Linked DNA regions of Homo sapiens: regions 2, 3 and 4 are each linked to region 1. The links are chromatin loops, found by intact Hi-C in ENCODE. Cell type or tissue: mammary epithelial cell. All regions are shown on one strand. Each heading gives the region's core, and the rest is flanking DNA. Links, peaks and the distances in the headings are about the cores only. Region 1 overlaps SYNE2 (spectrin repeat containing nuclear envelope protein 2). Region 2 overlaps SYNE2 (spectrin repeat containing nuclear envelope protein 2). Region 3 overlaps SYNE2 (spectrin repeat containing nuclear envelope protein 2). Region 4 has its middle 9.1 kb from the start of ESR2.

Region 1 (7,869 bases), core at 1,337-6,336:
GTTATGGTGTCCCCAGTGTTAGCAGCTGAAAGCAAAGCAGATGCTATGGTAAATGCTGAAAACTCTCAGAGTTTCTGCACACACACAAACACCCACATGCCACACTTTGCAGAAATTCCATATAGAAAGCTTTTTTTTGTTTGTTTGTTTTTGTTTTTGGAGACATGGTCTCACGCTATCACCCCAGGTTAGAGTAGAGTGGTGTGATCTTAGCTCGCTGCAACCTCTGCCTCCTGGATTCAAGTGATTCTTGTGCCTCAGCCTCCTGAGTAGCTGGGATTACAGGCTTGCACCACCATGCCTGGCTCATTTTTTTGTATTTTTAGTAGAGCTAGGGTTTCACCATGTTGTCCAGGCTGGTTTCGAACTCCTGACCTCAAATGATCTGCCTGCCTCAGCCTCCCAAAGTGCTGGGATTACAGGCATGAGCTACTGTGCCTGGCCTTTTTTTTGGTTTTTGAAACAGGGTCTCGCTATGTTGCCCAGGCTGGCCTCGAACACCTGGCCACAGGTGATCCTCCCACCTCAGCCTCCCAAGTAGCTAGGACTGTAGGTTTGCACCACCTTGCCTGGTTAAAAAGTTATATTCTAGTCCCTACAACTGTTGGGGGCTAGAATTACCTGTTGCTGCTGGAAATCTTTTTGTCTGCTGAATTGTGGCCTTTCAGTTACAATGGATTCCAATTCAGAAAGGTTAACTGGTTGGAGAGCTTCTTGATGCTCTGGCTCTGAGGATTTCTTTAGAATGGTAGGATGCTGCAAAACATTTCATAATGGCAGGCTATTTATTTTTAAAAATAAACTCCACTTTATCTCAATTCTAATAATGGGACTACATAGAAAAATTTTACATGAAATAAATGATGGTATTTTGTTATTTGCTATAATTATATACTATAATTTTTTGTTTTTGTTTTTTGAGATGGAGTTTCGCACTTGTTGCCCAGGCTGGAGTGCAAGGGCATGATCTTGGCTCACTGCAACCTCCACCTCTTGGGTTCAAGGGATTCTCCTGCCTCAGCCCCCCAAGTAGCTGTGATTGCAGTTGTGCCCACCACACCCAGCTAATTTTTGTATTTTTAGTGGAGACGGGGTTTCACCATGTTGGCCAGACTGGTCTCAAACTCCTGACCTCAGGTGATCTGCCTGCCTCAGCCTCCCAAAGGGCTGGGATTACAGGCGTGAGCCACCACACCCAGCCTACTATGATTTAATGTACCTATTTCATAACAACTTCAAAAACTACTACATTTGGTGAAGTGATCATCTTACTTCTTCAAGCTAATTCATCCAATGAATTACTAAAAGCAAGAAAATGTATTGCCTTTTTTCTTAAAAACAAATACCAAATAAAAAAGTACCAAAAAGAGAAACAGTATTATAAATTCAAATTTCCCCTATGGCTAAAATACATTTTTTTTAAAAAGAGAGAACATATTAGGATGAAAGGGGAACCATATGGCCTATGTATCTGCAGCCAGTCTTATTTCTGTGAACATAAATCTCTAAGTAGGAACCACTCATAAGCACATGCAAATCTTTTATAGTAAGATCTACTCATAAGATGCACATTTGCATTTATAAACACAGAGTGCTTTTAAAAATCATGAGAACACTTTATATGATACTTTGATTATATATATAAATACTTGCAAATGAATAACAAAGTATCCTGGAAACAGGTTTATGTTTCTGATGTCAAATTTTAGTCACATCTATGAAAGCTTTGTTTTCCAGTCAATTAGAGTCACAAAATTCCTTTATAATACATCCTTCTTTTACGAAGAAGCCTTACACTAGACCTCACTGCCAACAAGAACACTCAGCTACATTAAACCAACACAAACCAAACCACCGCCATCACCAACAACAACCTAGACAGGAAAACTGCAAAGTAGAATGAAATAAAAATAACAAGCCAGTGTACTCATCTATGGTGTTAATGTGTGAAATTCTTTCACACTTAGTACAGTTTCTCTGTAGCTGGTTCATCACTTCCAACCAGAGTTCTCTTCTGGCAGGTCTGCCACATATGTGTATCAAGATGAATGTCCATAGATAGTCATTTTTTACCTGATCTTCACTGTGCTTCTCCTGAAGCATCATCTGGACTTTTTCTAAATTGCACTTCACTGTTTTCAGTTTCAGGGAAAGCGCTTCAGCCTCATGTTGAGTGGCTCCATTATCTCCCAGGCCCTGATCTTTGCAAGTCTCTAACAGAAAGGCAACCTTGTGCTCAATCTCTGTTAGCATAGCCTAGGAAATAAAAGCATTTAATTATTCATAATGTTGTTCTTGAAGAAGTATTGTGCCTGCAAACAAGTTAAGACTTACTCTTTTTACTTAAGTGTATACAAGAAGTCCCAGAAACACAGGATGGAAGAAACCCTGGAAAAACAAAAACTTCCACAGAATTCTTGTACTTTTCAGTAGGGATGCAACCAAACCAATCCCAATTACACATGTCACTCTGTAAAATAATTTAAGTAAATGACTCTATAGTCGCCTTACAAAACATAGCAGAATGTATCCAGCAGAGGATAGTGGTTAAGAACACAGATCTTGGAACTAGACTATCTGGTTTCAGATCCCAGTCCTACCACTTAGTAGATGTGTAAACACAGGCACCTTACTTTAGAGGAGTGTGCCTCTAGTAGTCTGTAAAATGAAGATAATAACCGAACTCACCTCCTAAGGTCATTATCAGGAGTGAATGAATTAAATCCATGTACTTTGGCCAGTGCTTGATACATCTGTGCTTAAAAAGTGCAGATATTCTTATTTTCCCCCTACCTTCCTAATCTTTTTTTTTTTTTTTTTCTGAGACGGAGTCTCACTCTGTTGCCCAGGATAGAGTGCAGTGGTGTGATCTCGGCTCACTGCAACCTCCACCTCCCAGGTTCAAGTAATTCTCCTGCCTCAGCCTCCCGAGTAGCTGGGATTACAAGAGTGCGCCACCACGCCCAGCTAATTTTTGTATTTTTAGTAGAGATGGCGTTTCGCCATTTTGGCCAGGCTGGTCTCAAACTCCTGACCTCGTGATCTGCCCACCTAGGCCTCCCAAAGTGCTGGGATTACAGGCATGAACCACCATGCCTCGCCTACCTTCCTAATCTTTTATGTTGCAATCCAAGTGTGGAGTAGGAATTTAAAAAAGAATTCCACGTAACTGTTTGAAAATTATTTCCCTTGCTCTTTTCCTTCTCTTTCTCAAGACAAATAAGCCTCCAAACTCTCACAACACCATAGAAGAAATAATTTGGAACCTGAAATATTTAGTTATTGATACAACCGGCCAATTCACACAAATCTAAAAATATATCAGCTGGATGAAGTAAGTTTCCCAGTAAGTCTCGGTCATTGTATTCCTGCTCAACAGATCAAGTTTGCCCTCTCCTGGGGCTCAGCAGCCTGCTCGGTCATGCCAGCTGGCTGGGCACTCACGTCAGCAGCAACAGACAAACTCACATTCCAGCACCATGATCATTTGTACTAAAACTCGGTGCGTGACTAAGAACAAGTTCCATTCATTGAGCGAATTTAAGGAATTAAAAATTTTCCTTAAGGACGAACTCTATTCTTAAAACAAAATTGCAAATAATTTATCCTATAACTCCTTCATCCAAGCAAGCTGTAACAGGCCCCTTTATCTATGCTTTTACTTTCTGTGGTTTCAGTTACCTGCAGTCAATCAGGGCTCAAAAATATTAAATGGAAAATTCCAGAAATAAATAATTCATACATTTTAAATTTTGCACCACCTGAGTAGCGTGATAAAATTGCACACCATCCTGCTCCATCCCGCCCAGGATGTGAATCATCCCTTTGTCCAGCATATTCATACTCCAGCACTCGGCTCATTAGTTACTTAGTAGAGGTTGAGTATACCTAATCTGAAAATCCAAAATCCCAAAATGCTCCAAAACCTGAAACTTTTTATGCACCATGCCAGAAGTGGAAAATTCCACACCCAACCTCATGTGATGGGTCACAGTTGAACTCTGTTTCATGTATAAAATTATTAAAGTTATTATATAAAATAACCTTCAGGATATGTATATGAGGTATAGATAAAACATAAATTGAGGCCTAGCATGGTGGCTCATACCTGTAATCCCAGCACTTCGGGAGGCTGAGGCAGGAGGCTCACTTGAGGCCAGGAGTTTGAGACCAGCCTGGGCAACACAGTGAGACCCTGAGTCTACAAAAAATAAAATTAGCCAGGCATGGTGGTGTACGCCTGTAGTCCCAGCTATTCCGGAGACTGGGGCAGGAGGATTGCCTGAGCCCGTCAGGTCAAGGCTGCAGTGAGCCATGATCATGCTACTGCACTCCAGCCTGGGTAACAGAGCAAGACCCTGTTAACTCTAATATAAATAAAGAAATTAATTAATTAATTTAGTGTTTAGACTTGGGTCCTCTCTCTAAGATATCTCATTATGTATTTGCAAATATTCCAAAATCCCTCCCAAAAAACCAAATGCAAAATACTTCTAGTTCCAAGCATTTGGGGATAAGGGATACTCACTCTGTAGCCATCTCAGTTGTCAGATCGAAAAAACATAATACACACAGAGTTTGGTACTATCCACGGTTTCAGGCATCCATTGGGGGTCTTGTAACACAACCCCCACAGACAAAGGTGGGACTACTCTACTTATGTCCTCTATAGATTCTTCTAAGTTTAAACAATATGTACCCATAGACTGTACAGTGGCTATAAACAAAATGTAGCATAATTTTATGCTCTGTTTTTCCCACTTAACTATTACATACTTTTTCATCTGTCTCCACACGTTTCATGATTTTCATTTTAACAGCTACAAGTTGATATCCCATGATTCACTTACCAATTTCCCTCTTGTTACCCCTTTGTTTCTAGTTCTTCACTTTTGTAATCAATGCTTCTATAATTATTTTTCTCATTTGGGATTATTTTCAGAAGGTAAATTAAAAGTAATGGTACTGGCCGGGCACGGTGGCTCATGCCTGTAATCTCGGCACTTTGGGAGGCCAAGGCAGGTGGATCACCTGAGGTCAGGAGTTCGAGATCACCCTGGCCAACATGGGGAAACCGTTTCTACTAAAAATACAAAAATTAGCCAGATGCTGTGGTGCATGCCTGTAATCCCAGCTACTTGGGAGGCTGAGGCAGGAGAATCACTTGAACCCAGGAGGCAGAAGTTGCAGTGTGCCGAGACTGTGCCACTGCACTCCAGCCTGGGTGAGAGCGAGACTTCACCTCAAAAAAAAAGTAATGGTACTTTTAACTCAAAGAAGATGAACAGCTTATATGTTGACAACTGACCTCCCAAAACATTGAGCCAATTAGATAGAACTACCAGACATTAGAGTATCTATTTTTCCAGAATGATATTTTTTTAATGTAATGTGACAGCTGTTTTAATTTATGTCTTTAATAATCAAAATTAAACAATTCTCAAATATTACATTACTAAGCATAATCCTCCCTCCCTCCCTCCCTCCCTTCTTTCCTTTCTCTTTCTTTTTTTTGACAGTGTCTTACTCTCTTGCCCAGGCTGGAATGCAGTGGTGCAATCATAGCTCACTGCAGCCTTGAATTCTTGGGCTTAAGAGATATTAGTGCCTCAGCCTCCCAGGTAGCTGGGACTACAGATACACACCACCATGCCCAGCTAGTTTATTTTTTAATTTTTTTTTAAATTATTTTGTAGAGACAAGGTGTAACTATGTTGCCCAGGCTGGTCTCAAACTCCTGGCCTCAAGCAATCCACCCGCCTTGGCCTCCCAAAGTGCTGGGATTACAGGCGTGAGCCACCACTCCTGGTCCATAATCTTCACTGAACTGTTTGCTCCTGTCCTTTGGCCATTTTTCCACTGGAATTTTGTGTTTTTACAGACCACTTTAAGGTTTTTATATGTTTCAATAATAACTTTATTGTGTTATGTTATATAAATGAGCCAAAGATGCCTTTGTATGTTGGCCCCATGTGGTTTTTCTTCAAAGCAGGTCAGAAGCAGTAAGTTCAAAAAGTGCCAGCACCAGACTCAAATTTTTACACATTTGACGGCTTTAAATGCAGCCCAAATAAGCATATTTTAATCCATTTAGAGCCTGTCTGCTTTGCATACCCCTGAAAACTGCACCCAACATCTGCCAGCCACGGATAAGACTAACCCTGGGCTATAAAAAAATCCCAAGCCTCTGCTGCCCTTCGGCGCTCTCTGACCCAGAGACCCTCCACTGTGCTGAGACATCGCTAGACACATAAGTTCCCTCTCCGTTTCTCCTCTCCCCTGGGAGTTCCCTTGCCTTCCTCCCCCTCTGGGTGGTGGCCTGACCCCCAGTCTATGCCTTAGCCTCTGGAAGGTCTCCTGCAGTAAAGAGCTTCCCTGTCTCTCACGATCATAATCTTGCCAAAATGCTGCCCAAATAAAGCTTGTTGGGTGCAACTGCCACCTGGTAGTCATGTCTTTTCCTTGAGCAGCCTGGAAATCCTTGAACTCACTACAAGTGGCAATGAAGATGGGATTCTGGTGATAATCAACGAGTTGGCATAGGGTCTACCCAGTCAGTAGATAATCAGTTGGCAAATCAATCCTGAATGGCCTTAAGTGGGTGGGACTCAAAATCTGGACTGCCTCGAGTTGAGTTTAGCATAGCATTGCTCTGTGCTGTATGACGCTCTATGGCATTCACAGGCTCCCCTGGGCCTCATCAGCCAGGCCAAGCGGCAGTGCCAGTATCTGAGTGAACCTATCCCTTTAGAACTGACTTTTGGGCTGGGCATGATAGCTCACGCCTGTAATCCAGCACTTTGGGAGGCTGACTTGGGTGGATCGCTTGAGCCCAGGAGTTCGAGACCAGCCTGGGCAATATAGTGAGACCTCTCATCTCTACAAAAAAATACAAAAAGTAGCCGGGTGTGGTGGTGCAGGGCTGTAGTCCCAGCTACCCAGGAAGCTGAGGTGGGAGGATCACCTGAGCCCAGGAAGTCGAGGCTGCAATGAGCTATGATTGCTCCACTGCACTCCAGCTTGGGTGACAGGGTGAGACCCCGAAAAAAAAAAAAAAGAACTGACTTTTGAGATCAGAGGTGCCGAGATGCACAGAAAAGGAGGCTGGCCTGTCTGTCTGGTTCCTGGATGTTGTTAAGACTATGGGCTTACATAGAAGGGGAGAATGCACAACTGTGGATCAAAGGCAGGCTTCCCACAACAACATAACAGGCTACAGCAGGAAACGCTCCCTGTGGCAGGGCTAGTGATATGCGAACTCTGAGACAAGAGGATGTCTTCATCCTGGCAGACAAGCCCATATGATAAAGACAAGTCTGGTCTCCTAAGTGCAGCTGGGAGAGAGGCCTTTGCAAGCAGCTCGCGTGCCCCTGCTCTTGTGACACTCGATTATGCTGTTGCAATGTCATCATTCTAGCCTCTCCCTGGAGGGATTAGAAACCCCAACCTTCGGGCTGAGCCGGCAAGCTTTACTCAGAGCGACTAGCGGCAAGGAAGTTTATATCCCTGCCCCTCCCAAGCAAAACCCAGGGCATTCCTAGTAAAATGGTTGCAAAGCCCTTTTATGCTGTATCTTCAATTTTGCAAATTAATACTTTTGGTTTCATTTATGATGAATGAATATTCTAATTACTTACTAAAATTGAATAAAATAATAGCATTTACTGAGCACTTGTTATATACTTTATATACCTATTTAATCCTGACAAAAATCCTATGAGATAACTTTATATCCTATGACACTGCTTTAAATACCTTATTTAAATCCTGCGACACTACTTTAAATACCTTATTTAATCCTGACAAAAATCCTATAAGATAACCTACTATATAAGGAAAATGAGGCTGAGAAGTTCACTTCCCGAAGTT
Region 2 (6,435 bases), core at 1,436-6,435, 78 kb after region 1:
TAGGCTGGCATTGAATGTTTGCAGCTTTTCCAGGCAAATAGTGCAAGCTGTCAGTGGATCTACCATTCTGGGGTCTGGAGGACAGTGGCATTTGCTCGGTGTGGTGGCATGTGTCTGTAGTCCCAGCTACTCAGGAGGCTGAGGTGGGAGGATCACTTGAACCTAGGAAGCTGAGGCTACAGTGAGCTGTGACTGTGCCACTGCACTCCAGGCTAGGTGACAGTGAGACCACTCCACTAGGTGGTGCCCCAGTAGGCACTCTGTGTGGGGGCTCTGATCCCACATTTCCCTTCTGCACTGCCTTAGCAGAGGTTCTCTGTGAGGGCCCCGCCCCCGTAGCAAACTTCTGTCTTGGCATCCAGGTGTTTCCACACATATTCAGAAATCTAGGCAGAGGTTCACAAACCTCATTTCTTGACTTCTGTGTACCCACAGGCTCAACACCACATGGAAGCTGCCAAGGCTTGGGGCTTGCACACTCTGAAGCCACAGCCCGAGCTGTTCCTTGGCTCCTTTTAGTCAAGGCTGGAGCGGCTGAGACACAGGGCACTCGGTCGCTAGACTGTACACAGCAAAAGGACTCTGGGCCCAGCCCACAAAACCATTTTTTTTTTTTACATAGGCCTCTGGGCCTGTGATGGGAGGGGCTGCTGTGAAGACCTCTGACATGCCCTAGAGACATTTCCCCCATTGTCTTGGGGATTAACATTCGGCTTGTTACTTGTGCACATTTCTTCAGCCTGCTTGAATTTCTCCTCAGAAAATGGGTTTTTCTTTTCTATCGTATTGTCAGACTGAAACATTTCCTAACTTTTATGCTCTGCTTCCTTTATAAAACTGAATGCCTTTAACAGCACCCAAGTCACCTCTTGAATGCTTTGTTGCTTAGAAATTTCCTCTTGAATGCTTTGTTGCTTAGACATTTCTTCCACCAGATACCCTAAATCATCTCTCTCAAGTTCGGTTCCGCAAATCTCTAGGGCAGGGGCAAAATGCCACCAATCCCTTTGCTGAAACATAACAAGAGTCACCTTTGCTCCAGTTCCCAACAAGTTCCTCATCTCCATCTGAAACTACCTCAGCCTGGACCTTATTATACATTTCACTATGAGGTTTTTGGTCAAAGCCATTCAACAAGTCTCTAGGAAGTTCCAAACTTTCCCACATTTTCCTGTCTTCTTCTGAGCCCTCCAAACTGTTCCAACCTCTACCTGTTACCCAGTTCCTAAGTCACTTCCACATTTTCAGGTATCTTTTCAGCAATGCCCCACTTTACTGGTACCTATTTACGGTATTAGTTTGTTCTCATGGTGCTGATAAAGACATACCCAAGACAGGGCAATTTAAAAAAGAAAGAGGTTTAATGGATTTACAGTTCCACGTGGCTGGGGAAGCCTCACAATCATGGTGTAAGGCAAGGAGGAATAAATCACATCTTAGGTGGATGGCAGCAGGCAAAAAGAGAGAGGCTGTGCAGGCAAACTCCCATTTTTTAAAACCATCAGATCTCATGAGACTCATTCACTATCATGAGAACAGGGCAGGAAAGACCTGCCCCCATAATTCAATCACCTCCCACTGGGTTCCTCCCATGACATGTCGGAATTGTGGGAGTTACAATTCAGGATGAGATTTGGGTGGGGACACAGCCAAACCATATCAATAACAGACACACATTACTGACCACACAGATTTAAAGTGATATAATTTTCTGTATTAAGAAAATAATTTAAAGCCCAACCTCTATCCCTTTTCATCTCTTCCTCTCCAGAACCACTGTTCTAAAGTCTATACACACACTTTTATACTTTCACTACATATGTTAGTATTCATATAACATTGCTTTATGGGTTTTTAATTCTTACTGAAATAGAATCATGGATGTATCATGTCATAACTTGTTTTTTTCCACTCAGCAGTAGGTTTGGAGGTTTATCCATGTTAACAGATTATACATCTAGTTCATTATACTGAATGAATGAAAATGAATTTTTCATCTGTTAGACTACTGTGGAAAACAATATTGTTTCCAACTTTTCATATAATAGATAGTGCTGTGATATATACCCTTGTATGATTCTTCTTGTGCATGTGTGGAGTTCCTTAAGATATCTATGTAGAGTAAAAATTACTGGTAGTAGTGTGCTTCCTTTGATTCTCAATAGATAGTTATTGATTTATCCTCCACATTGAATTACTGTTTATATTCCTACCAGCATAGTGATATTTTCACTATTTTCTTTTCTTTTTTCTTTTTTTTTTTTTAAGAAAGGGTCTTGCTCTGTCACCCAGGCTGGAGTGCAGTGGTGTGAACATGGTTCACTGCAGCCTCAATCTCCTGGGTTCAACTGATTCTCCTGTTTCAGCCTCCCAAGTTGGTGGGACCACAGGCACACACCACCACACCCAACTAATTTAAAAAATTTTTTTCTAGAGATCGGGTCTTCTATGCTGCTCAGGCTGGTCTGGAACTCCTGGGCTCAAGCAATCCTCCTGCCTCAGCCTCCCAAAGTGCTGAGATTACAGGCATGAGCCAGAGCACCTGGCCTGAGCTACTCTTCATATGTTCATTGGACATACGAGTCCTGCCTTCTGCGAACTGCTTTTGCATATCCACTGTCCATTTTTTATTGTGTTGTTAGTGATTTGGGGCTATTTTTTTGTATTCTGGATATTAATCTTCTAATAGTTACATGCATTGTCATTATCTTTCAGTAGATTGTCTTTAAATTTTGTGTATGATGTCTTTTGTTGAACAAAAGCATACTGTTTTAATCTAGTCAAAATTTGTCTCTCTTTTCCTGTTTAGGCTTGTGGTTTTAGGGCCTGTTTAACAAAGTCTTCTATGCCCCAAGATCACAAAAATGTTCCCTTATATTCTCTTGTAAAGATTTAAATATTTTCTCTTCACATTTAAGCTTTTCTTTAATATATTTTTGTTTGAAGTTTGAGATAGATAAACTTTCAGTCTTTGTCTCAAAATGTATTTTGCCTCATTCTAGAATGATAATTCAGCTAGGTTGACAGCTATTTTCTCTTAGGTTGACAGTTCCTTGAAGAACTTATTTGCACTGCCTTCTGACTTTCCATGTTGAGAAATTTATTATTGACATACTTGTTTTATTAGAGGTAATCTTTTTTCTCTAGTTGCCTTTAAGATTCTTCTTTTTGGCTCTGGTGTTTTACTATTTTAAGTACAATGCATTTAGATAAGAATTTATTTTTATTTAGTCTGTTCAAGGCTCTCTGTTCTTCTTGAAACAAGATTCATATTTTTCCTCAATTTTGGAAAATTCTAAGTTTTGCCTTTCCTCCAATCTCTCTATTCTCTCCTCCTAAAGCTCTTATCAGAAATGTGTTCAATCATTGCAGTATAGCCTCTGGCTCTCTTAAAACTCCCTCCTATTTTCTGCCATATATATATATATGGCAGAAATATATACACATATATATATTTCTGAAAATATTTCAGAAAATATATACATATATATGTATATACATATATATATATATATATTTTTAACCTCACTTCTACAGTAGGGGATATGTCTCTTTATAGATGTTGGATTTTGTGATAATTTTCTCAGTCATATATTCTAACTAAGTCTCTTCAGACTATGTCAAATTTGCTGCTTAATTTGGCCAAAGCAATCTACATTTAATGACTTTTTTTGTTGTTTGTTGAAGTCCCTTATGATTATTTTTCAAATCCGTCCTTTTGTTCTCAAAGTACTGTATTCTTTCCTTATGATTTCAATTTCTTCTTTTTTTAATTACTAATCATTTTAAACACGTTATGGTAAAATATCTTTCAGATTGCTGCATTATCTCACTTTCTTAGGGTATTCTCTCATTTGATGTGATGAGTACTCCTCCTTGTGGTAGAGTGTTCCTTTGTGCTATTTATTTATTCATTCATTCTTACTAATTATTTGTTATCAGACTTTACTTTTTTTAACCTACTTGTGGGAATCTCTTTGGCCTGACTGGTAGGTAAGTAAGTAGATAGACAGACAGATTAGAGACTGATTGTCATGTTAATTTCTTGGCTAGACCTGCTCCACAATGCAATTAGTATAAATTTAGACTCAAAACCTGCTTAAGACATAGGGTTGATTTAGGTTTCTCATGCAAGACCTCTTATTTCCATGTGTAACTGGAAAAAGAAGCTTCATAGTCCTTCTCTGGCTTGAGATTTTCCTGGTCTACTTTTCCCCAAAGGTACAAGCTTTTCAAGGGCCCGTGTCTATTCTGGAGTATCTATCAATGAACAGCCTCTCTTTGAGCCCTTATAAATTCTAAGCCCCTGGATATCTCATTCTTTCCCTTCTCCCATGCTCCTAAAATTTCCCTACTTAAAACAGAAATTATACTTAGCATAAACTCAAGACAAAGTATAATTTTAAAGAGTGTACTAAAGCCTACATATTGAGCTTCTGAGCATAAATAAAATGTTCAAAGTTAATAATAAATTTAAAGTGGAAAATGACCATTCTATCAAAGCATGGTTGGGCTACATGGCCAACAACGTCTACTCTTTTTTTAAAATGTTGCTTTTTCTCAAACATGTATCTTTCCTTTCATTTGGGTCTGTTTGGAAAAGAATAGGAGGTGAGAAGAATATCATGAACTCCTCCTAAGGGCAGGACCACGACATTTTGATCTTTACATCCCCTGACTCACAAAGTGAACATTCCACTTCAGCATTGAAAACACTGAGCTCTAAATGACTGAGCATGGTCTCCAGCTTGGCCAACATGTTAGCACAGTCACAAGAGGCAAGTCAGTAACCTTCACTATCCCTTTTCCCATTCAGGGGCTATGGCCCATGGCTATGGTAACTTTGTGACAGGCAGAAACCTAAATCCAATACTTGTAACCTGGCAACAATGGGGCAGAGTGTCATACCAGCTCTAAAGGATGTATTTCTTTTTTCTCTAAAGCTTTACAATATAAAGCAGTGAAAAACAACTCTTGCATAAGCATACATCATCACCATTAGAGACAAAACCAAAAGCCAGATCAACACAGTCTCAGAGGCTGCCAATTTCTTAGTATAACATCTAAAATGTTAATGTGACTCGTAAGGCACAGCCAGCCACACCTACCTCTCAGGCCTCATCTCTGTCACTCTCCTCTGCCATCTGCCTCCTATGTTGCAGCCACCGTGCCCCAGTCAGCTTCTGAAATTCCTCACGCTCTCTCCCATCAAAAGAGGAGACAGTGCTCTCCCTCTCCCTCTCCCTCTCCCTCTCCCCACGGTCTCCCTCTCCCTCTCTTTCCACGGTCTCCCTCTGATGCCGAGCCGAAGCTGGACTGTACTGCTGCCATCTGGGCTCACTGCAACCTCCCTGCCTGATTCTCCTGCCTCAGCCTGCTGAATGCCTGCGATTGCAGGCGCCCGCCGCCACGCCTGACTGGTTTTCGTATTTTTTTGATGGAGACCGGGTTTCGCTGTGTTGGCCGGGCTGGTCTCCAGCTCCTAACCGCCGAGTGATCCACCAGCCTCGGCCTCCCGAGGTGCCGGGATTGCAGACGGAGTCTAGTTCACTCGGTGCTCAATGGTGCCCAGGCTGGAGTGCAGTGGCGTGATCTCGGCTCGCTACAACCTCCACCTCCCAGCCGCCTGCCTTGGCCTCCCAAAGTGCCAAGATTGCAGCCTCTGCCAAGCCGCCACCCCGTCTGGGAAGTGAGGAGTGTCTCTGCCGGGCCGCCCATCGTCTGGGAGGTGAGGAGCCCCTCTGCCTGGCTGCCCAGTCTGGAAAGTGAGGAGCGTCTCTGCCCGGCCGCCATCTCATCTAGGAAGTGAGGAGCGCCTCTTCCCGGCCCCCATCCCATCTAGGAAGTGAGGAGCGCCTCTTCCCGGCCGCCATCCTGTCTAGGAAGTGAGGAGCGTCTCTGCCCGGCCGCCCATCGTCTGAGATGTGGGGAGCGTCTCTGCCCCGCCGCCCCGTCTGGGATGTGAGGAGCGCCTCTGCCCGGCCGGGACCCCGTCTGGGAGATGAGGAGCATCTCTGCCCGGCCGCCCCGTCTGAGAAGTGAGGAGACCCTCCGCCTGGCAACTGCCCCGTCTGAGAAGTGAGGAGCCCCTCCGCCTGGCAGCCACCCCGTCTGGGAAGTGAGGAGCGTCTCCGCCCGGCAGCCGCCCCGTCCGGGAGGGAGGTGGGGGGGTCAGCCCCCCGCCCGGCCAGCCGCCCGGTCCGGGAGGGAGGTTGGGGGTCAGCCCCCCGCCCGGCCAGCCGCCCCGTCCGGGAGGGAGGTGGGGGTGTCAGCCCCCCGCCCAGCCAGCCGCCCCGTCCGGGAGGTGAGGGGCGCCTCTGCCCGGCCGCCCCTACTGGGAAGTGAGAGGCCCCTCTGCCCGGCCAGCCGCCCCGTCCGGGAGGGAGGTGCGGGGCGCCTCTGCCCGGCCGCCCCTACTGGGAAGTGAGGGGCCCC
Region 3 (7,869 bases), core at 1,178-6,177, 57 kb after region 1:
GCCATGATTGCACCATTGTACTCCAGCCTGGGTGACAGAACAAGACCCTGTCTTATTTAAAAAAAAAAAAAAAAAAAAAAAAATCTAAAAGTACAACAGCCCTCATTATCTGGGTTTCTCCTTTCAAGGTTTCAGTTACTTGTGATTAACAACGGTCCAAAAATACTAAAAAATTCCAGAAGGAAAAAATGTGTAAGATTTATTTGTATAAAATGTATGTTTTATTTGTATATAAATATATAAGTGCTATTCTGACTAGTGTGATGAAATCTCAAGCCATCTCTCTCCATCCCACCTGGGATACGAATCTTCCCTTTGTCCAGCACATCATGCTGTATATGTTCCCCACCTACGCGTCATTTGGTAGCCTTCTTGGTGATCAGATCAACTGTTGTGGTATCAAATGCTTGTGCTCCAGATGAATAGTAGCCCAACGCTACCTCACCATGGCTATATCATTTCATTTCATCACTTCATTTCATTACCTCACTTCATTTCATCACCTCACTTCATTTCATCACCCAGGCATTGTATAGTCTCATGTCATTACAAGAAGGGTGAAAACAGTACAATGACATATTTTGAGAGAAAGAGACCACATTCACCCAACTTTTATTACAGCATATTGTTATAATTTCTCTGTTATTGTTGTTGACCTCTGACTGCACTTTAATTTATAAATTAAACTTTATCATAGGCGTGTACAGGAAAAAAATTATATACATAGAGTTCAGTGTTATTCACAGTCTCAAGCATCCACTGGGTGTCTTGGAACATATCCCCTGTGGATAAAGGGGGACTACTGTACATTTTGTTATTTTTAAGTCTCACATTTTACTAAGTAGTTCCTTTGCACAATACTTCCTATATCAACCACCAACACAATATTGAAAGGTTTTTCTTGGTTCGCTTTTGTTTTTGGGGAATGTTAACTACAGATGATTTAGAAAGTCCTCATCCAAATCCTAATAACATAATACCACAGATTCTAACAGATAAAAATAAGCAAAAGCTCAAATTGCTTTGTAACAGTCTAAGAAGTAACCAGAATTCAGAGCTTATGACAGTTGCAGTAAGCGATCAGTGGACAACAAGGCTCTGTCACTGATCCAGCAGTATCCCTCAAAGTCACATGAGAGGTGATGCTTTAGAAAAGCCATCAGTGAGGACAGGATGCTATTGGGGGATGACTGTCTGTGAACCTGATTAATTAAATCTCTCAGTACCACTGCTTCATTTCCTTCCTTCTGGCTTTTTAAGCTTCAATATATTACATAAGGCCAGGCGCAGTGGCTCGCGCCTATAATCCCAGCACTTTGAAAGGCCGAGGCTGGAGGATGGCTTGAAGTCAGGAGTTCAAGAGCAGCCTGGTCAACATTGTGAAACCCCGTCTCTACTAAAAATACAAAAATCAGCTGGGCATGGTGGCGGGCACTGTAATCCCAGCTACTCAGGAGGCCGAGGCAGGAGAATCAAATCACTTGAAGCCGGGAGGTAGAAGCTGCAGTGAGCCAAGACTGCATGACTGCACTCCAGCCTGGGCAAGACTGTGTCTCAAATATATATAAAACATTACTCTCTGGCTTTCGATTTGAGGAATATTCATGGATATTTAACTCACTGTGAAGATTTCTACGCGTCTTAACAGGACCACATTCTCTGCTGCCTCTGCCAGTTTGTTCTGCAATTTTTTGCACACAGACTTACTGGCTAATTGCCAATACTATTACCTTGCTCTGTTCCAAGCGCTCTAAAGCTTCTCTGTAAGACAGTGGCAACGAGGACATGGACTGTCCAAGAACTGTCTCCATTTTGCTGAGGTTAGTGTAAATATCCTCTTCCATTTTTCTATAGCATTTGTAATTCTCAAGATACCTAGTGAGTCACAGTTAGAAAAAAAGTGGTATTAAATTTTATTTAACACAATAAATTCAAAATTTCCCAGAATAAATATTCCACACTTAATTTTTAAGAAAAGATATGACAACTTTCGTTTTTGCTAGGCAATGCATTTTAAAATGTTTTCCAAGAAGTTTTTATTCCCAAAGGGACCTGCATATGGGTTTAAATGCAAACTTGAAAAGGAAGCAAGGGCCGTCCTCTAAAATGAAGATTTTTTTTTTTTAAAGTTCACTTCAGTAAAATGAAAACTGCATTCTCAAACACACTGATGAGCTGTAAATTGGTACAATTCTTGTGGAAAACCACTTAGTCTTAAAACTATTCCCATCTTTGACCCATTAATGCAGCTTCTGCAATTTACCTTAAGAACTGTATCCTAAACATATAGAGCTTATCCTAAATCTTTTGCACAGTAAAACATCTTTACTCACTAGACTATTAATTAAAACATCACACATTGGAATACCCTTATCTAACAAAGGTATGATTAAGAAATTAAAACAATTCATCGTATACAATATTATAGAGTAATTACATTACTTTTAGAAAGTATTTGTTACAATCAAGAAAAGAACTGTTATAAAATTTTAAAATAAAGCTGGATATTTGATATTTTATATATAGCATATATATTTTAAAACACTAAAATTATGCATACAAAAACAGACACAGCCTAAATCCCCCATTGAATGTAACTAAAAACTCTATATCAAATTATTCTTAAAAAACAACTCTTAAAACGCATGAATAAATTGACAAGGAATTAGGGAGTCAAACTGTAAAATGGAAATATACAGAAATAGGCAAAGTTGTAGGACCAGTTTTTTGCCTTGAGGGCACTTGAGTTTCAATTTTCTTTGATTCCTACTGAAAGGTGGGGGACAGACCATAAAGCTGGGAGCCAATCCCAGGATGGGTGTCTAATAGAAAACTCCCTCTGCAAGAATATTTGTAACACATATAACTATAAAGGACCACTCTCTAAAATATAGAATTCCTAGAAATCAGTAAGAAAAAACCACCAATAAAATTGGGTTAAGGCTTAAATAAGCATTTTACAGAAGAGAAAACATGAATGACCAATAAGCATTCAAAAAAAGAGATCAAACTAATTAGCAGTAACAGAAGTGCAAATTAAAACCACGATGAAATACCTCTTCTTACTCATCAGATTGGCAAAAATTGAGTCTCACAATATCAAATGTTGGCAAGGATATGGGACAATTGGAATACTTATATGCTGCTGGTTTGAGTGGAAATTGGCAAAATCATTTGGCATTAAAAATGTAAGATGTACATAACCTTTTGTTCTGAATGATCACACTCCTAGATATTTACCCAAGGGAAGTTATTACACTTAAAAATTTTCCCAAGTAGCACTGTTTCTGAATGCAAAAACTGGGAGCAATCCAAATGTCCATCAATAGCTAAGTAAATAAATTTTACTAAGAACATGAATAAACCTCAGAGTCATAATGATGGGTTTGAAAAAATGAAGTGAGGTATGCAGGAGGAGCAAGATGGCTGAATAGAAGCCTCTACTGATCATCCTCCCCACAGGAACACCGAATTTGACACCTATCTCCATACAAAAGCAACTTCATAAAAACCAAAAATTACGAGAGCAATCACAGTAACTAGTTTTTAGTTCATATCTCTGAAAGAGGCATGGAAGAGGATAAAAAAGGCAGTCTTGAATTGCTGATGCCACTCCTCACCCATCCCCCAGCAGCAGCAGCATGGCAGGGAGAAAGAATCCGTGCACGTGGGGGAGGGAAAGCGCAGCAACTGGGGAGCTTTGCATTGGAATGCAGTGCTGCCAACATAGGACAAAACTCAGCCAGCACCCATGAAGCATTTAGACTAGCCCTAGCCAGAGGGCAACTGCCCATCCCAGTGGTTGAAACTAGAATTGCAGCAAGCCTCGCCACCTTGGGCTAAAGTACTCTGGGGTTCTAAATAAACTTGAAAGGTTGTCGAGACCACAGAGACTGCAACTCCTAGGTAAGTCCTAGTGCTGTGCTACAATCAGAGCCAGTGGACTTGTTGGGGCATGTGACCAAGTGAGACACCAGCCAAGGCAGCTAAGGGAGTCCTTGGAATTACCCCTCCTCCAACCTCATGAACCACAGCTCACAGTTCCAAAAGAGACCCCTTCTTTCTACTTGAGGAGAGGGGAGGGAAGAGTAAAGAGGACTTTGCCTTGCAACTTGGATACCAGCTAAGTAGGACTGGGTACTGGGCAGAGTCATGAGGCCCCCATTCCAGGCCCTAGCTCCTAGGTGACATTTCCAGACACACCCTGGGCCAGAAGGGAACCCACTTCCTCGAAGGGAAGGACCCAGCCCTGGCAGGATTCATTGCCTGCTGACTAAAGAGCCCTAGGGCCCTGAATAATCAACAGTGGCAACCAGGTAGTACACACTGTGGGCCTTGGGTGAGACTGAGACATGCTGGCTTCAGGTGGGACTCAGCACATTCACAGCTGTGGTGGCTACCAGGAGAGGCCATTTCTGCTTCAGAAAGCAGAGGAAAGAGTAAAGGAGACTGTCTTGAGCTTAGGTACCAGCTAAGCCACAGTGGGGAAGAGTACTAAGTGAGCTCTTGGCGTCTAGGTATTAGCTCTTGTACAGTATCTCTGGACCCACCCTGGGCCAGAGGAGCGAGCCCACTGTCCTGAATGGTGAGTCTCAGGCCTGGCAGCATTCACCACAAGCCGACTGAAGACCCCTTGAGCCTTTAGTGAACATGAGTAGTACCCTGGCAGTACTTTCTGTGGGCCTGTAGTGGTGGTGGACATGGGGAAAGGGGAGACAAGATGTGAAGGACTCTGTCTTGTGGTTTGGGTGCCAGCTCAGCCACAGTAGCACACAGCACCAGGTAGATTCCTAAGGTTTCCAACTCTAGGCAATGGCTCCCAGACAGCATATCTGAACTCACCTAGGTGCGGGGCAACTCGCCACCCTTAAGGGAAGGACACAAGCCTGGCTGGCTTCATCTCCTGTTGATTGTAGAGCCCAAGGGCCTTGAGCAAACGTAGGCAATAGCCAGATACTGTTTACAGAGGGCCTTGGGCAAGGCCCAGTGCTGATGCTGTGCTGACTTCAGGTCTGATTCAGTACACTCTCTGTAGTGGTTGCCACAAGGGTGCTTGTGTCACCCCTACCCCAGCTCTAGGCAGCTCAACACAGAGATTCTGTTTGTTTGGGAGAAAGTGAGGGAAAACAACAAGAGTCTCTGCCTCTTAATCCAGAGAATTACTCCAGATCTTATACAAGACCACCAAGGTGGTAGCTCTATGACTCTGCAAAAACCACAACATTATTAGGCTTGGGGTATCCTGTAAGCAGATATGACTACCGCGACCAAAAACTTAGATCGCAACACTCAAGTCTCTTAGAATACCTGGAAAGCCTGCCCAAGAAGGACAGGTACAAGCAATCCCAGATTGTGACTTAAATAAATACCTGACACTTCAATGCCCAGACACTGACAAACATCCACAAGCATCAAGACCATCCATGAAAACATGACTTCACCAAACAAACTAAATAAGTCACCAGGAACCAATTTCAGAGAGAGAAATATGTGACCTTTCAGACAGAGAATTCAAAATAGCTGTTTTGAGGAAAATCAAAGAAATTCAAGATAACAGAGAAGGAATTAAAAATCCTATCAGATACGTTTAACAACGTGATTGAAATAATTAGAAAGAATCAAGTAGAAATGCTGGGGTTGAAAACTGCAATGGACATACTGAGGAATGCATCAGAGTCTCTTACCAGCAGAATTGATCAAGCAGAAGAAAGAATTACTAAGCTTGAAGACAAGCAATTTGAAAATACACAGTCAGAGGAGATAAAAGAAAAAAGAATAGAAAAAAATAAAGCATGCCTACAAAATCTAGAAAATAGCCTCAAAAAGGTAAATCTAAGAGTTATTAGGCTGGATGTGGTGGCTCACACTTGTAATCCCAACACTTTGGGTGGCAGAGGAGGGCGGATTACTTGAGGTCAGGAATTCGAGACCAGCCTGGCCGACATGGGGAAACCCTGTCTCTACTAAAAAATACAAAATATTAGCCAGTGTGGTGGCTTGTGCCTGTAATCTCAGTTACCTGGGAGGCTGAGGCAAGAGAATTGCTTGAACCTGGGAGGTTGCAGTGAGCAAGACTGTGCCACTGCACTCCAGCTTGGGTGACAGAGTGAGATTCTGTCTCAAAAAAGAAAAAAAGAGTTATTGGCCTTAAAGAGGAGGTAGAGGGAGAGATAATGGGTCGAAAGTTTACTCAAAGAGTTTACTCAAAGAGATCATAACAGAGAACTTCCCAAACCTATAGAAAGATACCAATAAACGGTTCCGGGAAAACTGGATTATCTATCTATATCTTCATCCAGAAAAATGAAACTAGACCCCCTATCTCTCATCATATACAAAACTCAAATCAAAATGGATTAAAGATTTAAATCTAAGACCTATGAAACTACTAAAAGAAAACATTGGGGAAAACTCTCTAGGACACCAGACTGGGCAAAGATTTCTTTGGTAATAATACCCCATAGGCACAGACAACCAAAGTAAAAATTTACAAATGGGATAGCATCAAGTTAAAAAGCTTTTGCACAGCAAAGGAAATAATCAACAAAGTGAAGAGACAACCCACAGAATGAGAGAAAATATTTGCAAGCTACCCATCTGACAAGGGATTAATAACCAGAATGTATAGGGAGCTCAAATAACTCTATAGGAAAAAAATTAATAATCCAATTAAAAATGGGCAAAAGATCTGAATAGACATTTCTCAAAAGAAGACATACAAATGGCAAACAGATATGAAGAGGTGTTCAGCATCACTGACCATCAGAGAAATGCAAATCAAAACTACAATGAGACATCATCTCATCCAGTTAAAATGGCTTTTAGCCAAAAGACAGGCAATAATAAATGCTGGCAAGGATGTGGAGAAAACAGCATCTTCATATGCTGTTGGTGGTAATGCAAATTAGTACAACCACTATGGAGAACTGTTTGGAGGGTCCTCAAAAAAACTAAAAATAGAGCTACCATATGATCCCGGAATCCCACTGCTGTGCATATACCCAAAAGAAATCAGTATATTGAAGAGATAGCTGCACTCCCATGTTTATTGAAGTATTATTCACAATAGTCAAGATTTGGAAGCAAGCCAAGTGTCCATCAACAGATGAGTGGATGAAGAAAATGTGGTATATACACACAAAGGAGTATTATTTAGCCATTAAAAAAAAATGAAATCCTGTCATTTGCAACAACATAAATGGAACTGGAGGTCATTATGTTAAGTGAAATAAGCCAGGCACAGAAAGACAAACATCACATATTCCCACTTATTGGTGGGATCTAATAATCAAAACAATTGAATTCATGAACATAGAGAGTAGTAGGATGGTTACCAGAGACTGGGAAGAGTAGTGGGGGAGGTGGAAGGGAGATGGTAAATGGGTACAAAATAATAGAAAGAATGAATAAGATCTAGTATTGATAGCACCACAGAGTGACTACGTTCAATAATAATTTAACTGTACATTTAAAAATAACTAAGAGTACAGTTGGATTGTTTGTAACACAAAAGATAAATGCTTGAAATGAATATCTCATCTACCCTGATGCAATTATTACACTGATTACCCGTATCAAAATATTCCATATATGTCATAAATATATATACCTATAAACTCACAAAAATTAAAAATTAAAAAAAAGAAATAACAGAAGAATGCACACACTAGGTATTAGTTTGAAATTGTGAAAACAGGACACACAAACACATAGTAAAAGTACAACAGGGAGTTCAAGACCAGCCTGACCAACATGGAGAAATCCTGTCTCTACTAAAAATACAAAAAATTAGCCAGGCGTGGTGGCATATGCCTGTAATCCCAGCTACTCGGGAGGCTGAGGCAGGAGAATTACTTGAACTCGGGAGGC
Region 4 (7,869 bases), core at 1,452-6,451, 190 kb before region 1:
TGGTGGCACATGCCTGTAATCCCAGGTACTCAGGAGGCTGAGGCAGGAGGATCACTTGAACCCAGGAGGCAGAGGTTGCAGTGAGCCGAGATCGTGCCACTGCACTCCAGCCTGGGTGACAGAGCAAGACTCTGTCTTAAAATAAATAAATAAATAAATAAATAAATTAAATTAAATTAATAAACCTCTAGCCAGACTGAACAGAAAAAAAGTGAAAGGAAACACAAATTGCAAATATCAGGAATGAAGGAGATAACCTACAGATTCTACAGCTATTAAAATAATAATTAGAGAATATTATGAAAAACTTTTTAACAAAAAATTCAACATATATAAAATGGACAAACCCCTTGAAAAAAACCAAATTACCAAAAATTGTACAAGAAGAGCTGACCTGAGTAGTCCTATATCTATTTTTTAAAATTGAATTTGTAGTTTAAAACCTTCCTACAAGGAAAACTCCAAGCCCAGATGGCTTCAGTGGTGAATTATACCAAATGATTAAGGAGAAATAACAGCAGTTCTCTACCACCTCTTTCAGAAAATGGAAGCCAATGGAATACTTCCCAATTCATCCTAGGATAACAGCATTACCCTGATACCAAAACCTGACAAAGACATTCTTAGAAAACTACAGATCAGTAGTCTTCAGGAACACAGGTGCAAAAATTCTCAAGGAAATTTTAGCAAATCTAACCTAACAATATGTAAAAAGGACAATGCATTAAGACCAACCGGAGTTTATTTCAGGCATATAAGTCTTCATTTCAAAGCCCAATCAATATAATTCACTACATTAACATAAAATTAAACCATATGATTACCCCAACAGATCCACCAAAAGTGTTTGACAAAATCTAACATCCGTTCCTAATAAAAACTCAGCAAACTAGGTATAGGGGCCCTTTGTTTGTCTTTTTCTGGTTTCCAAGTCCTTGAAACAAAATCCAACTATGTCCAAATGCCATGAAGGTTTGTGTTGCTGCTGATGTCAGAGATAAACATTACTTTTAAGGACAGGACGGAGTGGAGTAGCAGAAGCATTTAGATGAGAAAAAAGACAAATTAACTTGTTTAATTCTTCTTAAGAGCCAAAATGCAGGTGTTTCTTGCACAATGTAGTATTCTTTTTCTTTTTACTTTCTTTTTTTTTTTCTTTTTTTTTGAGATGGAGTTTCGCTCTTGTCACCCAGGCTGGAGTGCAATGGCGGATCTCAGCTCACTTCTGCCTCCCGGGTTCAAGTGATTCTCCTACCTCAGCCTCCCGAGTAGCTGGTATTACAGGCATGCGCCACCATGCCCAGCTAATTTTTGTATTTTTACTAGGGACGGGGTTTCACCATGTTGGTCAGGATGATCTCAATCTCTTGACCTTGTGATCCGCCTGCCTCGGCCTCCCAAAGTGCTGGGATTACAGGCGTGAGCCACCGTGCCCGGCCTATTTTTCTGTAGTCCCATTTTCTTGCTTCAGAGTTATTCAGGAGTTAGCACGGTACTACAATTGCTATGCACAGAAGCTGAGGAACATTTGGTAGTGTTAAATACCTAACATTGACTTAAATCTGTACATAGGTAGTTCTAGATATACTATGCTTCTTTACTGCATCAACCAGATGGACATTAAATGGTAGAATTATGACTAATTTGTATAAAGCATTTTATATAGTATATATATTTTATTTATTTATTTATTTATTGAGACAGAGTCTCGCTGTGTTGCCCAGGCTGGAGTGCAGTGGTGCGATCTTGGCTCACTGCAAGCTCCGCTGCCCTGGTTCACACCATTCTCCTGCCTCAGCCTCCCAAGTAGCTGAGACTACAGGTGTCCGCTACCACGCCCGCCTAATTTTTTTGTATTTTTAGTAGAGATGGGGTTTCACTGTGTTAGCCAGGATGGTCTCGATCTCCTGACCTCGTGATCCGCCCGCCTTGGCCTCCCAAAGTGCTGGGATTACAGGCGTGAGCCACTGCGCCCGGCCTAGTATAATAATTTTTAAAATTAGCTTTAAATATTTTTGAGTTAAAATCTTGATATTTTAAAATGTTGCCTATTAATTAATTTTTTTTTTTTTTTTTTGAGACGGAGTCTCGCTCTGTCGCCCAGGCTGGAGTGCAGTGGCACGATCTCGGCTCAGTGCAAGCTCTGCCTCCTGGGTTCACGCCATTCTCCTGCCTCAGCCTCCAGAGTAGCTGGGACTACAGGCGCCCGCCACCACGCCCGGCTAATTTTTTTGTATTTTTAGTAGAGACGGGGTTTCACCGTGTTAGCCAGGTTGGTCTCGATCTCCTGACCTTGTGATCCACCCACCTCAGCCTCCCAAAGAGCTGGGATTACAGGCGTGAGCCACCACGCCTGGCCGCCTATTAATTTTTATAAGCAGTTTGCTTTTAATATTTTAGAAGAAAATAGCTCTTTGAATACATTTAAAACCAGTTTTAACTTTTTAAATTTTAATACTTTATTTATTTATTTATTGTTTGTTTGTTTGTTTGACAGAATGTCTCGCTCTGTTGCCCAGGCTAGAGTGCAGTGGAACAATCACAGCTCACTGCAGCCTCAAACTCCTGGGCTCAAGCCATCCTCCCACCTCAGCCTCCCAAGTAGCTAGGACTAGAGGCATGAGTCACCACACCCAGCTAATTTTTAAAAGATTTTTTTTTTGCAGAGACATGGTCTCACTATGTTGCCCAGGCTGATCTCAAACTCCTGACTTCAAGTGATCCTCCTGCTTCAGCCTCCCAAAGCGTTGGAGGTTACAGGCATCAGCTACTATGCGCAGGTTTTAATTTACTTTTGAATAAGTATGTGAAATTAAATAATTCAAACTTAAAGCTGTTGGAACTTTATTCTGAGCCTTGAGAGGTGTGTGGCTGTGCAGCCTGAGTCACATGGCATGCAGCTGCAACTTTTGCCTTGTTTTTCCTTTAGATAATTAAGAACAAACAGCACCAAAGACCCCCACAGATCATTACCCCTCCTTATAGAGTAATAAAGTATTCTTTCTTGGAATTTAGCAATCTGTAACCAATCAAATTGCTGTGGCATATGCACTAGTCTTGTATGAAAAGAGTCTTGCTCTGTCGCCCAGGCTGCAGGGCAGTGGCAGTCATAGCTCACTGCAGCCTCGAACCTGCCGGGCTCAGGTGATCCTCCCACCTCAGCCCTCTGAGTAGCTAGGACTACAGGCATGCACCACTGTGCCCAGCTAAATGTATTTTTTGTAGAGATGGAGTTTTGCCATGTTGCTCAGCCTGTTTTTGAACTGGGCTCAAGCAATCCTCCCATCTCAGCCTTCCAAAGTGCTGGGATTACAGGCGTGAGCCACCATGCCCGGCCAAAACCAACTAATATTAACAGTATTTTGTGTGTCTCTCTAAATATATCCTATGTGAATGTATGTATGTATTCTTTCTTTTGCCTTTATAAACAAATGATAGTATATTTTTCATAACGTTCTGCACTCTGATTTTCTTCTCAATGTATCTTGGCAGTCTTTCTCAGTATATAGTGACTTTTCTCATTTTTTTATCTTTATACCTCAATATCTGGCACATAGTAAGCAAATCATAAATGCTGAGTGAATGAAATATTAAATGAATAAAAAGGAAATTTTTGTGCTGCTATTGGAAATTAGCTCTCTATATATTTCAACATGTTACACATATACAATGATCTAAAAACTTGTCTTACTCTTTCCTATCCACTAGAGGGAGACATCAACCTGTTGTGGAAAAGAATGATCACTTAAAGTCTTTAGAAATTCTGAACCAACTCTCTAGCAGGTGATCCTTGTTAGAATTTGAGCCCTTAACGCTATCCAGGACTGGAGGTTGAAGGGACGATAGAGGGAGCAGGAGGAGAATGCACATGGATTAAGGAGCGAGAACACAGGTGAACTTCAGCTTTTTTGCTAACAGTCAGACAAACTACTGACCCTGACTCAGTGATGTGCTAGTAAACCAGCTCTTTAAAAAAAAAAAAAAAGCCCTAGATTGCTGATTTGTATGTAATGTTTATGAATTTCAGTAGAGAAAAAGACAATATTCAAACTGAGCCATGCACCCAAAACAAGAGAACAGCCAAGAAGTGTTCACTTCTATCAGTGCCCTGGGTTGTTTGAAAAAAGAAGCCGACCTGAGCACCTGTGAGCTCCCTTCTGGCGAGGAGAAATCTGGAGTGTAGTTATTCCACCATGGCCAAATTCAAGCCACTCGGGGTTTAATCACCGAATTGCAAATTCCTTGAACATTTAACAGTAGGCTCTCTTGGCTGGGCGCGGTGGCTCATGCCTGTAATCCCAGCAATTTGGGAGGCCATGGCAGGAGGATTACCTGAGGTCGGGAGTTGGAGACCAGCCTGGCCAACATAGTGAAACCCCATTTCTACTAAAAATACAAAAAATTAGCTGGGCGTGGTGGCAGGTGCCTGTGGTCCCAGCTACTCGGGAGGCTGAGGCAGGAGAATCGCTTGAACCCAGGAGGCGGAGGTTGCAGTGAGCCGAGATTGTGCCACTGCACTCCAGCCTGGGCGACAACAGTGAAACTCCATCTCAAAAAAACAAAACAACAATAACAACAACAGTAGGCTCTCTTGAGCCAGCCTGAGCAGGCTCTTGCATGCTGCTGAAGCTTGTCGGGTCTTAGTTACTTTTCCTGTAAAGTGGGGATGATAAATCTGCTCATTATGTAGATTCTATTACATAGAGGACACATAAGTTCTTTGAATGCTTAAAGCAATGTTTCCTAAACTTCTTTGGTCATGAAATCACCCAGTGGCTTGTGTAAAATAAACATTCCCAGGACCTGCCCTAGAGCACCTGGGTTAGAACATTTTGGGGGAGGGGGCTGGGAATCTGTATTTTAAATAAGCAACCCAGGTGAGGCCGGGCGCGGTGCCTCACACCTGTAATCCCAGCACTTTGGGAGGCCGAGGCGGGTGGATCACGAGATCAAGAGATTGAGACCATCCTGGCTAACACGGTGAAATTCCATCTCTACTAAAAATACAAAAAAATTAGCCGGGCATGGTGGCAGGAGCCTGTAGTCCCAGCTATTTGGGAGGCCGAGGCAGGAGAATGGCATGAACCCGGGAGACAGAGCTTGCAGTGAGCCGAGATTGCGCCACTGCACTCCAGCCTGGGCGACAGAGCGAGACTGTCTCAAAAAATAAATAAATAAATAAATAAATAAATAAATAAATAAATAAAAATAAAAAATAAAAAAGTGACCCAGGTGACTCTTATGACCCTGTGAAATGGGAGAAACACTGCTGCAAATTACTCTTATAATTGGGTCAGGTGTCAGGGGTCTTTCTCTAACTTCACAATTGGGCCTGCTTGAAGAGATGTGTGCAGAGTTCCACAACACACTCCAGGCAGGCATTTAATCCGTTCACTGTCTTCTCTACCCTCAGAGCCCAAACTTCCCAAAGAGGAAAACCTGCTCCTTGCCATCTCTTAGGCCAAGGCTTCTGTACACCTGGGAAGTCCTTCAATCTGAGGATCTCTGGGTTGTTTTCAAGCTACTATTTATTGAGAATTTACAAAGTGTCAGGCACGTTACAGCAATTTGTCATTTCTATGAAATAGCTTCTTGTGCTATTCCCATTTTACAGAGAAAAATCAAAGAAGTTGGGAAAATGTCGAAGGGCACACAACTAGGAAGTGTTTGTGCTGAAAACCCACCCTAGGCCCAAGCCTTGGAACTCCAAGCCTGGGTTCCATCCCTGCACTGGGCAATTCTGATCTATGTGCGCTAGTTTCCTTGTGTTCTCTGTTCTCTCCGTAGAAATCCTGGGCTCTCTTCTCCCAGCCACAAGGTTAGGTTGAAAAACAGAGCAGATGGAGGTAGTTTGTAGCCTACAGGTGCCCTGAATGAAGCTTCCACAGTGCTAAAGTGGAAGAACGAGGGACTCCAAGGGAAGGATTCAAGGCTGGGCCCATGCACCTGTGTAATTCAGAAGAGACCCCAGAGGAGATCAGCGCCCTCTAATTAGCCCTGGTAAGGAGCTCTGGGAGTTACTGTAACTCTCTCAGAAGAACCCAAACATGCGGGAACGTGACTTCTTACCTTCTGAAAGTCCACAAAATTCCTGATTGCCACCATTAATTTGTCACTTATCATTTGCAACAGGCATTGTAGGTTGTCTTATGCATTTGTCTTCTCCCTTCAGCTAGTGTATAAAGTCTTAGGGAGACCAGCAGTTCAGAGAGAATGGGCTTTGGTGTGAAACAGATCTGGTTTGAACCCTCTGCTACTTACTAGCTGTTGGGCAAGTTCCTTAAATTCTCTGAGTCTTAATCTTCTCATCTGTAAAATGGAGACATAAGGAGTACCCACCTCATTGGATTGTTTTAAGGATAAAATTAAATAGTGCAGGCAAAGGATTTACAAGCAACTGCTGAATGAATGGTAGTTATAGCCTCCTCCTCATCATCTGTGAGCAAACACCCTCATATTTCCTTGTGTCTCAGGTAGACACTTAAGGTATTGCAAGCATTAAGGGAGCATTGTCACAAAGAGATAAATGCATGAGGGCAAGATGCAGTCTCAAAGAAGAGTGTTTTATGAAAGAATAAATGTAATGCTGAGTGTCAGAAAAAAATTTTTTTTTTTAAAGATGAGGTATCTATCACCCAGGCTGAAGTGCAGTGGTGTGATCTTAGCTCACTGAAGCCTCAACCTCCCAGGCTCAAGTGATCCTCCAGCCTCAGCCTCCCGAGTAGCTGGGACTACAGGTGCCACCACACCTGGTTAATTGTTGTATTTTTTGTAGAGATGGGTTTTCGCCATGTTGTCCAGGCTGGTCTTGAACTCCTGGGCTCGAGCGATCCTCTCATCTTGGCCTCCCAAAGTGCTGGGATTGCAGGCATGAGCCACCACACCCAGCCTGTCAGAAAAATTTTAAGGTGAAAATAACTAAAGAAGTTGTTAAGAATTTTCTCCCTTGAGTGGTATTTTAGACTGAGATGAGGGAGGGTAGAGGTAGGATGAGAAGGAAGGGATGGGGTCCGGTTGAAAGGCCTGTGAGATAGTAGCAGTGCAATATGGCAGATGTTGACAGCCTCAGTGCTAGGAACACAGAAACTGAATCTCTTGCAAGGAGGCAGGTGTGCATCTGTATGGAAGTCAGATGACCTGTGTTCCTATGAGTGCAAATCTGGAAAACACCCTCAAGTTTCCTTGTCAGCAAATTGGTGATAAAATCAACATTGTAGGGTTGGTGTGAACATGCAGCATGATGTGGCCATGCAAGTTCTTTGTTAACTAGAAGCCAGTGTCATGCCAGGACAGCAGTCCTCCTAGTAAGCTGTGGCTGGTGGCGTGGTAGAATACGTGGAGCAGGCTGAGGAAGCACTTGACTTGACTATGAGCAGAACCATTAAGAAGCTAGTTAGCTAAACTGCCTGGACAGTAGAAAAATAATATGTGAGAATGTAAAAGGAAGAGAAACAATGTGAGGGGAGAGGAGAATGCAGAGATCCTGGCCCATGGAACAGCATTGGTGATCCTTAAGTAGCTGCATGAACTACTTGGAGAAGTTCATTTTCTGTTTATAATTCCCAGCAAAGGAGAGGACTGAATAAGAGAGAAGAAAACGATTCCTTTCTCTGGTTAGGTTCATCAGATCAAACGGTGACATATGTGAAAGAAGCACGCTCTGTGCACAAAAAATCAAGTCTGTATTTTTATAAAAGCCATTTCTGGGCTGGGCGCGGTGGCTGACGCCTGTAATCCCAGCACTTTGGGAGGCGGAGGCGGGTGGATCAGGAGGCCAGGAGATCGAGACCATCCTGGCTACCACGGTGAAACCCTGTCTCTACTAAAAAAATACAAAAAAATTAGCCGGGTGTGGTGGTGGGTGCCTGT

The links. Hi-C counts contacts between places; a loop is a spot of excess contacts. Peaks named below come from ENCODE experiments on the same cell type or tissue, not always from the same donor. Only the 100,000 strongest peaks of a DNase experiment are listed, where the experiment ranks them.
Region 2: it touches region 1 in a loop (11-fold over the local background); 7 of 110 quality-filtered maps call a loop at or near these places.
Region 3: a loop joins it to region 1, with 8 times the contacts of the local background. A loop is called at or near these places in 8 of 110 quality-filtered maps.
Region 4: it touches region 1 in a loop (7-fold over the local background); 5 of 110 quality-filtered maps call a loop at or near these places.

The regions. Positions count from the first base shown.
Region 1 is chr14:64,113,814-64,121,682 of GRCh38, reverse strand. SYNE2 (spectrin repeat containing nuclear envelope protein 2) reads right to left here. Exons shown (of 116, transcript NM_182914.3): 67 at 2,074-2,256; 68 at 622-756. Among named protein-coding and RNA genes, the nearest start is that of MIR548H1, 23 kb to the right of the region's middle. RefSeq lists a silencer at 6,336-6,523 and a cis regulatory region at 6,278-6,573. In mammary epithelial cell, for the core only: a CTCF peak has its summit at 3,391; DNase peaks (open chromatin) are centred at 3,432 and 3,802; H3K27ac peaks cover 2,920 bases.
Region 2 is chr14:64,037,680-64,044,114 of GRCh38, reverse strand. All of the region lies in intron 45 of SYNE2 (spectrin repeat containing nuclear envelope protein 2), which reads right to left. Among named protein-coding and RNA genes, the nearest start is that of MIR548H1, 54 kb to the left of the region's middle. RefSeq lists an enhancer at 6,365-6,435. In mammary epithelial cell, for the core only: a CTCF peak has its summit at 3,872; no DNase peak of the experiment used is centred there.
Region 3 is chr14:64,056,757-64,064,625 of GRCh38, reverse strand. It overlaps SYNE2 (spectrin repeat containing nuclear envelope protein 2), which reads right to left. Exons shown (of 116, transcript NM_182914.3): 50 at 1,731-1,875. Among named protein-coding and RNA genes, the nearest start is that of MIR548H1, 34 kb to the left of the region's middle. RefSeq lists an enhancer at 3,760-4,355. In mammary epithelial cell, for the core only: a CTCF peak has its summit at 3,792; DNase peaks (open chromatin) are centred at 3,885 and 4,265; H3K27ac peaks cover 2,988 bases.
Region 4 is chr14:64,299,499-64,307,367 of GRCh38, reverse strand. It overlaps a transcript of ESR2 not described here. Among named protein-coding and RNA genes, the nearest start is that of ESR2, 9.1 kb to the right of the region's middle. In mammary epithelial cell, for the core only: a CTCF peak has its summit at 3,706 (motif pointing right); a DNase peak (open chromatin) is centred at 3,767.